Regions from separate parts of the Homo sapiens genome. Here region 2 is linked to region 1. Evidence: read pairs that join two places in POLR2A ChIA-PET (ENCODE). Cell type or tissue: GM12878. All regions are shown on one strand. Links, peaks and the distances in the headings refer to the core of each region. The heading gives the core; the rest is flanking DNA. Region 1 overlaps BLTP1 (bridge-like lipid transfer protein family member 1). Region 2 overlaps BLTP1 (bridge-like lipid transfer protein family member 1).

What was found. ChIA-PET counts read pairs that join two places held together with the same protein. Peaks named below come from ENCODE experiments on the same cell type or tissue, not always from the same donor. Only the 100,000 strongest peaks of a DNase experiment are listed, where the experiment ranks them.
Region 2: POLR2A ChIA-PET joins it to region 1 with 6 read pairs; 2 of 35 experiments call an interaction of 5 or more read pairs at or near these places.

The regions. Positions count from the first base shown.
Region 1 is chr4:122,256,886-122,262,277 of GRCh38, reverse strand. BLTP1 (bridge-like lipid transfer protein family member 1) reads right to left here. Exons shown (of 88, transcript NM_001384125.1): 41 at 4,783-5,023; 42 at 3,435-3,577. Among named protein-coding and RNA genes, the nearest start is that of BLTP1, 110 kb to the right of the region's middle. In GM12878, for the core only: no CTCF peak of the experiment used is centred there; no DNase peak of the experiment used is centred there.
Region 2 is chr4:122,320,083-122,325,474 of GRCh38, reverse strand. It overlaps BLTP1 (bridge-like lipid transfer protein family member 1), which reads right to left. Exons shown (of 88, transcript NM_001384125.1): 65 at 939-1,048; 66 at 155-245. Among named protein-coding and RNA genes, the nearest start is that of ADAD1, 56 kb to the left of the region's middle. In GM12878, for the core only: no CTCF peak of the experiment used is centred there; a DNase peak (open chromatin) is centred at 2,249.

The DNA of each region.
Region 1 (5,392 bases), core at 207-5,206:
ATTTATATCACTGCTTATTTACTGAACCAGCAAACTGATACCTAGACACAATATCCCTTACACAAAATATTCCCTAGAAAAACTTACTATACACACACACACACACACACACACACACACACACACACAAAGGATCTGTAACATGACTGATCCCATCAAAAGTAAGTCTAGGTACTCAAAGAAACTAAAGAAAGAAAAGCTATCTATCTTCAGCAACCTTCCCTGCATTTTTTTACGGGAGTCAGAATAGACATCTACCTGGAAGGAAACTAGAGGCTTTTTGCTAATAGCAAGAAATGTTGACGCAATGGATACCAGTGCTGTGAAGCCCTTAAATGTCTTAACCTCCTCTGAAAAGCAGAAAAGCTTATTCCCTTTTCAATGCCCTCCCAGTCATCCTCACTTAGATGAGGAAAGGTGGAGGAAGGGTGTTGACACAGGAAGTAAAAGAACACTCACAACGTATTAAACACTTGATAAGCATGTTTCATGTATTAGCTTATTTAATCCTTAAGTTCTCCAAGGTAAGATATTCTGTCCTAAAGGATGAAGAAAAGTCCCTTACATACTTACTAAGGAAAAAGCCAGATTTTTAACCCATCTACCTAACTTCTACCTTCAAATTCTTAACACTAAATTATCCTTCCTACTACTCTAATAATCAAGGTGTGTTAAGATTTAATTCTCTGGAGAGCTCTGAAATGCCAAAAAGACTTTCCACAATTAATGAAAAAAAATTAAAAATTACAGAATTTTTCGATTTCTATCTTCTGTCACATCTATGATTAGAATGGCCGATCAATTTAAAATACAGTACAAAAAAAGACTACACAGGCAAAAAAGATCTTGAAAAGCAAAGATCGGAAACTAAGCATTTGGAATTTCACATTTTTAGAGGACTTTAATAACCCATAGCAAAAGAATGTTCAAAACAATTCTGAAAATGAACAGCTTTAACAGGAAAACACCTAAATATGATTCAGAAGGTTGAAAAAACTGTCCATCAGGAAAAAAAGCTAAGACAGATTAAAGTGTCCCAAGCGTCTAACTATACTGTGGAAACAATAAGCTCAATAGTTCAGTCTTCTTTTTAAAGTATATCAAACTATCATTGAATGTTTTAACTAAAAGAGCCATACTTACACAGAATAAAAACTTTGAAAGCCCAAGAGACTATTCAATAGAAAGTAAGTCCTGTGTTCCAATATACTGGATCCCTTTCCCAGAGACTCTCTTAACTGTTTCTTATCTATCTTTACATAAATCAGTTAGGCCTATATAAGTACATACATATTTATCCGTTTTTAAACACACAAATAGATATCATCCTATACTTTATCAGTGTACTTCGGTGATCATTCCATATCCACTTACAGATCTACTTCATCTAAAAGATTTCATAGTATGCATCTATATCAGTGTACGCTAGTTTATTAGTCCTCTAATGATTAGTCATTTGTGTTGTTTCCACTATTTTCCTTTTATAAATAGTGCTGCAAAGAACGTTCTTAGACTCATCATGTCTTCGCACATCTATGACTTTCTCTAGAATGAATTCCTCAATATGGAAATACTAGATAAAAGAGCATCACCTTCTAAATTTTGACACATATTGCCACATTGTTATTCAAAGAGGTTGCACCAATTTGATTCTCATCAATGCCGTATGAGTATCTGTTTTCTTACATCTTCACCAACAATGTACACTATTCAAAAGTTTTAGTCTTTCAATCTGATAAGTGAGAATGGAAATCTCATTTTAATTTACATTTCTTTAATTATAAGAAAACATTTTTGTATGTGTATATGTATTTTTCTGTGAACTACCTGTTTATATCATTTAACCATTTTTTCTATTTGGTATTGGCTTTTTTCTTACTGATAAGGATGAGATCTTTATATTTTAGAAAATTAGCCTTTTGTCATGTGTCTTACTGTTCTGTTTACAATACAGTCATGTGCCACATAATTACAGTTTAAGTGAACTACAGGCAACGTATACAACAGTGAACCCATAAGATTATAATATCATATTTTTACTGTATCTTTTCTGTGTTGAAATACACAAACACCATTGCATTCCAATTGCCCACTGGTTTCAGGATAGTAATATGCTGTACAGGTTTGTAGCCTAGGAGCAACAGGCTATCTATCCCATATAGTCTAGGTGTGTAGTAGGCTGTACCATCATCTAGGTTTGTGTAAGTACAGGCTATGATGTTTACACAATGACAAATTGCCTAATGATCCATTTCTCAGAATGCATCATCCCTGTCATTAAGTGATGCATGACTATATATTACTTTGTTCTGTGTAGAAATTTTTATTTAATATTGTCAAAATTATCATTTTACAGATTCTGGGTATCAATGTGAGTCTATACACAGACTTTCAAAGAAAGTTAAAATTTTTTTTTTTTGAGATGGCGTCTCGCTCTGTCGCCCAGGCTGGAGTGCAGTGGCAGGATCTAGGCTCACTGCAACCTCCACCTCCCAGGTTCAAGCAGTTCTCTGCCTCAGCCTCCCGAGTAGCTGGGATTACAGGCGCCTGCCACCACACCCGGCTAATTTTTGTATTTTTAGTAGAAATGGGGTTTCACCATCTTGGCCAGGCTGGTCTTGAACTCCTGACCTTGTGATCCACCCGCCTTGGCCTCCCAAAGTGCTGGAATTATAGGCATGAACCACCGCGCCTGGCCAGAAAGTTAAAATTTTAACTTTTTCAGTGCTCACAAAAGTAAACTAGCACAAAATAAAGAACCACCAACAACAATAACTAGCAAAAAATAAAGAACCAACAACAAATGATTCATTAAGGGTCAGATATTGCTCTAGGCATTTTTCATGAATTAACTCAATTATTTCTCACAACCCTCTTCAGAAGTTTACTATTATAATCTCCATCTTACACCAAGGAAACTGACGTACAGTTAAAGCCTGTTCAGTCAGAGAGCAACTAAGTGGCGGGGCAGGTTTCAAACCAAGGCAGTCTGGCTTGCAAGGTGGTACTCTAACCACTTTGCTATATGTCTCTTATCAAGCATCCATTAAATTCATAAAACCAAAAAAATTAAAATCATAAAACAGTCTAACCCAAACCACCTATTGATCACACACTGCCTAAAAGGCTTCTCATTAAAACTGATAATTATAAGATTATCAACATTTTCAATTTGGGATTTTATGGAATACAGTATTCAATAAACTGGAGACAGCTCTAAGGCTTGGTAGTTATAGTGGTCCTTAATCAACAGCAGTTACTGATGATACAATTTTCAAAGAAATATTTACACTGAAATTACAAATCAAGTTAATTTCAACACGAAAATGCTATCTGAATATTTAGGGTGGACACCTAACATTTAAATTTGAGATAAAATTTTAGGTTTTCTCTGTAAGTCTGGATAACTCTAACCAAAAAGAGCAATAATATACCTTTATTTTTAATGCAGAGTCACTATGGGTATGAGTTTTAGAAAGTTTCCTCATTATCTCAGCTCCAGTTACAGGTCCAGAGCTACCAGGTGGAGGCCGGTTAGCTGTTCCTTCTAATAGCATTGTGTGTTCACTGACTGTGGCTGAAACAGTTCAAAAGAATAAGTGAGCAATAGATTATCACACATTTTCATGAAACATCAGCCCCTATGTTTCTAGTTATATAATGACACTCAACTTTCATATTCCTTGACAAATATTTATTATTTTCTCCCCCACCCCAATCCTCTCACTCAGTTTCAAGAAAGGAACAAACGGCTTTTATTAGACTTTCACATATTCCATGCAAATGATACTCGGACCAAAAGTCAATTCAACTAAGCGCAAGAAAGCACAGACTGCTCATAGATTAACAGAGGGATTTGCAGATAATTGGAAGGGATATTCAGTGTACTGGTTTTCAAACTTTTGTGTAGATTTGAAATTTTCTAAAATAAGTAATAAAATCTACCCTATTCCTCATAACTCATTTATTTGTTAAATATCAAGTTATTTTTAAAACTAAGCTTGGTAAAGTTTTATATATCAATGTTCTAAAATCTCTAAGACTACTCTTTCAATATTTTTTTCAAAACATCATAACATGCATTTTCAATAAATATGATAGGTCATGATAATAAAAATTAATCTTTGGCAAAGCTTAAGGTATGCAAGTACATTTCATAAATGTATATCCACTATCTTTATTCTGACACAGCCATTTTGTTGACAAAATTGTAGGCTGAGCGCAGGCCCCAAAGTTTACATAAATTCAGGATCAAGCAGGCATCAGGTAAAAAGACAAAGGCCCCTTTAAAATACTGTGGCATAGGGAAGATGACAGACAAATACAAGTTTTAAATAGAGGTTTATGTGTTTCATTCAAAACGTTCTACTTATATTATCTTTGTCCTGGATAGATCAAGAGAAGTCTACTGTATTTCACAAAACTGAACTTATAAAATCAGGTCAGTATGAAGATTCCTAATCATTATCACTTACTTGGCCAATAAAAATCATACGTGTATACTTAAGCCATGACCATTTTCCAATTTGGGACATGAATTATTAAAATTATCACAAGTACCATATTAACAAGTATGTAATATCTAAAATTGCTTATATTAGTAATTTATTTGTAACTGTGAGGAAAAACAAAGGGTCTTGACATTTTTAAAGAGGTATATTAACTTACTGATAAAAGATGCATAATATCTAAGCAAAAAACATACAGTAATTGTGTTGAGTAAGAAAACACCCTAGTTTTGTGAGGTGTAAGAAAGTACTCAATAGAGGCTTACAAAACTACCTGCATCGAACTCAAATTCTGCTCCATCAGCACTGGTATCACTTTGAAGACCACCCCCATTGTCCAATCCAAGTCCATCTTCATGTTCATGGTCCATAGCTATTTGAGGTTTCAGAGGCTGAGCTGGTCTATGTAAGCTAACTCCTTTAAAGGCTGGTGTCACCACAATAAACTTCATCCACTGCCTTGCCAGTGCAACTAAACCTTTCTTCAAAGTTACCAAAGCAGGAAGTCCATCGCTCTGTAACAATAATCATGTGGTTAGAAGTAATCTAATGTAATAATATCAGTTACCATTTAAGTGCTTTGCATGTATTTATTCAAATCTCATAATACTCATTTAGAGATAAAGAAATTAAAACTTAGATGTTAAGTAATTTGTTCAAAGTTACCCAAGAGAGTCAGGATTTCAATTATAATGTAGACTACAGAATCTAATCTCTAGGCACAACGTTTCATCTTTGTGTCATAAAACAACACAATAGCACAGGTCAATATGATACTAGATGTGGAGTGCAAAGTTGGAATTTTCCTTAAGAAGCATTCAATCAACTTTACTTATTTTGCCCAAGTGAAGAATCAAAATGCATTTTGAGCTACTTGGAACATT
Region 2 (5,392 bases), core at 64-5,063, 63 kb before region 1:
CCCACTACTTGGTAATATGCACAGTTCAGTCATCACAATCCATACTTTGATTATAGTAAGAAATCAGTATTTTGAAATAGTATAATACCATAATTTTGTAATTTGTAAAAACTACTTAGCAATGTATATCTCTAACAAATTATATATCTCTTACTGTATCCTGGATATTAAAAGTTACTCTAGGTCCAGGAGATGCTGCATCCACACGGATTTCTGGGAGCTCTTCAGTTTCTCCTACTCGAGAACTGCAAGTAAATATAAAGTTATAAAACACCAATATTCTCATTAAAAAAATTCCTGGACTTTATAAAAGTCTGATTAATGGCAATGACATTTTATTTGTAAGTATTTACCTAATCAAAGGATTGAACTTTCTCTTAACCTTTAGCATCCCATAAAAAAGAGTCAATGTTTTGGTTAACTCAAGATTTTTCTAAAACTAAATCATATAAAAAGAATTTATACTTCTTACGTTATAGTGCTGATTTACTATTAAAACTGTATTCACTTCAATAAAATGTAAAATTTCCATTTTTTCATATGCTAAATGTCTGTGTGACTATACCTTTTCTAAACTGACAAATCTAGAGCAGTAGCTACTAGTATGCACCTTTTAATTTCTTTGGATAATCTATAAGTTTACGCATAAAACTTGTCTATCCTTCTAAACCACAGTTTTATGTAAATAAAACAGAAACTTGTCTAAATAGCAGCGTACTTCATTACTAAAAAGCACTTACCGCATTGTGGTTATAAATGTGATGAGAGATTCCTTAAATAAACTTCTGAGTTTGATAGTATCCACTGTTATTGCTATTTTACTAATAAAATTAATTTTTGTTATCTTAATTTTATAATTAGAACATAAAAAAGTAGTTGACCTTGGTAAAAGAGTCAACAATTTTATTACTTGTTTCAATGGCTGAAATATATATTACCTTGCCCTTTCCATTCGCTTAAGAGGTGGTCTTCCAGAAGCAGAAATGCTTTTTGATCGGCTGTAACTTGGTTTGTAACTCAAACCCCACTTATCCTTTAGGGAAGCAGCCTAACAAAATGGGAGAGAAAAAAGGGTGACTATAGGTGATTATTTACTGTATTTGACTTCAAATAAAAGAAAATATTCTACTATTAAATAAGTTGTTTTCCCCAGGGGACTTTAATGTTACTTAACAATATGAGTCAAAATAGAGGAGGAATCAGCTATTCTTTGGTTCTAACACCAATTAGGAGGCGCAATGAAAACAGGAGCCACCAGCTGACCTGAGAAAAAAGAAGAAAAGAGAAAGTTTGGGGGTAGGGATGAGGGTACAGAAACATGGTGAGAAGAAAGGAAATGATTTTAAAATTAAGAATGGAGAAAGAAACTGAGAATTAAAGTTTTGGGAGAAAGCTAAGTTCGGGGCAGTGGAGACAAAAGATCACTTTTCTCCAAGGGCATCCCGTTTGTAGGACTCTTCATTACAACAAAGGAAAGTAAGAGTGTTAATGACTTAACACTCTCCCTGTCTCTAAGTCCCTCTTCTAGAAACTCGTGATGGTGCTAGATAGTTAAAAGATTTTAATACAGTGGAGTTTTGGAGTCTAAGATGGATAATGGGAATTGAGGGGAATATGTGGAATGAGATGTGTTAAGAATGCAGATGTTTTAACAACTTCCCTAATTCTATCTAGTTTTATTTTTAACAGTCAATTACCAAATATGACTTGTAACAGGACACAAGTAATATTTTAATTATATTGTATGACTGTTGTGTAGACAGCAAAAATTTAAAATATAAAATTACATGTTACAGATCTCACTATCCATTATTACTATCAGAGACTAGTGACAAATAAATTGGAGAGCAGTATTCAAACTATATTCTCTGGGAGTTAAGAAGTGATCAAGGAAGGGCAGGTCAAGCCAATAGCTCCTGGAACCCTGCATCAAACTTTCCCCTTTCCTTTGACACCTGCAGCTCTGATTTAATATGTTTTTCATGTGTTGGGGTACCACCTAAAAATCTCATCCTGGTTAAAAAAAAAAAAAAAGAGGGTTCTCTGTTGGTTTAAAAAATTTTAAAACCAATTACTTTTTTTTTCCTTTTAAGTGGTTTTTAGACTTTGTTTTCAGTTTCACATGTAAGGAGTTTGGAAGTCACCATTCCATCCTAACAAGAAGTAAAAAGCTGAACAAACTTAAGAATCAACAGCTGTTCTTGGAGCTGTAAGAAAGGCGACAAGGAAGGACAACTTCTGCCCCTCACATTGGAGAAAGAGACCAGTAAATACAGTGAGTTACAGCTTACCAGGACAGAGATGCACAAGTAAAAACTGCTGCAGGAACCAACACTGGGGTAGGAACACCTGAACTGTAATTGAAGAATTGCTGGAAGGTTCAGTGCAGACAAGTCTGAGAGTTAAAAACTCCAGGGGGACCCAGTCACCGGTGCCCCTGCAATATTGTGAGATCGCCTTTCAGTAGTTCCACCAGGTTCCCACAGAAAATGTCAGGGGAAAAAAATCCCCTCAGGAGAAAAGTCCCCTAGGCTTCCAACACGGGGAAGGGAAAAGGAAACATTTTGAAAAAACACTAAGAGTACTTTCTTTTTCTGAATAAGAAAAAATGCCCTTAGGAGAAATTAGCTAACCAGAGCCTAACCAGTGGGAATATTATCAGAGTATAACTGACCTGGGGAAGGGAAATACAATACCAATGCAGTCAGTTCTATCCATACTGGTCCATCTAAGTTGGGAGGAAAAAACTGACAAACATGAAGTTCACAGTTCAGAGGCATAGGCTCATTAAAAGACGATAAAATGCTTCTCTTACCCTGACACCTTAACATTACCTCACTAAAGCTTCTTTACAGCAGCTCTTTTTACTTGGTAAATCATGTCTGGCTATCAATAAAAAATTACAAGGCATATCAAATAGCAAAAAACACAATCTAAAGAGACAGAACAAGCATCAGAACCTCATAGAAGGGATGTTGGAATTATCAGACTAGAAATTTAAACCAACTATGATTACTATGCCAAGGGCTCTAACATAAAGTGGACAGCATGCAAGATCAGCTGGACACTGTAAGTTGAAAGATGACAATTCTAAGAACCAGAAAGAAATGCTAGCAATCAAAAACACTGTGACAGAAATGAATTACTTTGATGAACTTATTAGTAGACTGGACATGGCTGAGGAAAGGATATTTGAACTTGAGGATATATCAATAGGAACTGCAAAAAGTGAAAAGCAGAACAGAGACTAAAAAAACAAAACAAAACAGTATATCTAAGGACTGTGGGACAACTACAAAATGTGTAAGTATGTGTAATGGAATACCAGAAAGAAAAGAGAAAGAGAAAGGAATAGAAGAAATATCTGAACCAATAATGACTGAGAGTTTTCTCAAATTGTTGTCAGATGCCAAACCACAGATAGAGGAAGCTCAAAGAACACCAAGCAGGATAAATGCCAAAAAAAAAAAAAAAAAAAAAAAAAAAAAAAAAAAATTACATGTAGTTATATCATTATCAAACTACAAAAAAAAAAAAAAGATAATGAAAAAAGCCTGACTTTTTCCTCAGAAACTATGCCAGGTAGAAGGCAGTGGAGTAAAATATTTAAAGTGTTGAGAGGAAAAAAACAACCCAACAACCTAGAATCATATACCTTGCAAAATTATTCTTGAAAAGTGAAGACTTTCTCAGACACAAAAATTGAGGGAATTTGTTGCCAGCAGACCTGCCTTGCAAGCAATGTTAAAAGAAGTTTTATAGAGAGAAGGAAAATGATATAGATCTCTATTTAAAAAAGGAAGAGCATTAAAGAAGAAATGAAGGTAAAACCTTTATCTTATTCATAATCGACCTAACAGGTAAGTTTGTTCAAAATAATACCAATAATGTATTTGACTATATATATCACATGTGTGTGAGTGTGTGTATATATACACACACATATATACACATGCACACATTTAATACCAATAATGTATGACTATATATAAATCGCATGTATATGTGCACATGTATGTATAAATGTGTGTGCATGTGTATATATGTGTGTGTATATATGTGCACACGCATTTATGTATATGCTTATATATGCTTAAATATAAGAGAAATGAATGACAGTAATGATACAAGAGACAGGAGGGAGGGATTATGATTATTTTGTTTTAAGGTACTCCCACTGCCCATAAAGTGGTATAGTGTTACTGAAAGTAGACTTGGATTAATTATACGTGTACAGATGGTCCTTGACTCATAATGGTTTGACTTACGATTTTTTGACTTTATGATGGCACAAAAGAGGTAACATTCAGTACAGTCCTCAACTTATGATGGGGTTCAAGCTGGATAAACCTGTCATAAGTTGAAGATATCATAAGTCATTTTGACTTTTCAACTTATGGGTTTATTGGGATGTAACCCAATCATAAGCCGAGAAGAATCTGTAGACTGCAGTCTCTAGGGCAACCACTAAAAAAAAAAAAAAAAGAAAAGAAAAAGTAAAAAAAGAAGTGTAACTGATATGCTAAGAAAAAACAGAAAATGAGATTATATAAATGGCTCAATTAAAACCACAAAAGGCAGAAAAACGAGAAGACAAAGACAGGAACAAAGAGAAAAGGCAAAAAGTAGAAAATAGTAACAAATACAGTAGATATTAATTCAAAGCTATCATTAATCACTTTAAATGTCAGTGGTGTAAAATGATCTTAAAAGACAGACTGTCAGAGTGGATTAAAAAAGATCTGACAATGTGTTGCTACAAGAAACCCACTTATATATACATATTTAAGCATATATATTTAAAGACACATAGATTAAAAGTATACAGATTGAGAAAAATATACCATCCTATCACTAATTAAAAGAAAGCAGGGATAGCTATATTAATTTCAGACAGAGCAGATTTCAAAGCAAAGAAAATTATCAGGTATAAAGAAAAAGAAGAGCATTATGAAATGATAAAGGGGTCTAGTCTTCAAGAACAAATAACAATCCCTAATGTGTACATGCCTAACAACAAAGTGGGCTGAGCATGGTGGCTCACACCTGTAATCCTAGTGCTTTGAGAGTCGAAAGCAGGAGGATTGCCTGAGGCCAGGAGTTTGAGACCAGCCTGGGCAACATAGCAAGACCCTGTCCCCACAAAAAATGTTTTAAAATCCTGCCAGGCATGGTGTCATGTGCTGTGGTCCCAGCTACTTGGGAGGCTGAAGCAGGAGGATTGCTTGAGCCCAGGAATTTGAGGTTGTAATGAGCTATGATTGCACCACTGCACTCCAGCCTGTGCAACAGAGTGAAACCCTATTTCTTAAAAACAAAACAACTGAGTGTCAAACTATGTGAGGCCCAAACTAAGAGAAATGCAAGGAGAAACAGATGAATCCACTATTAC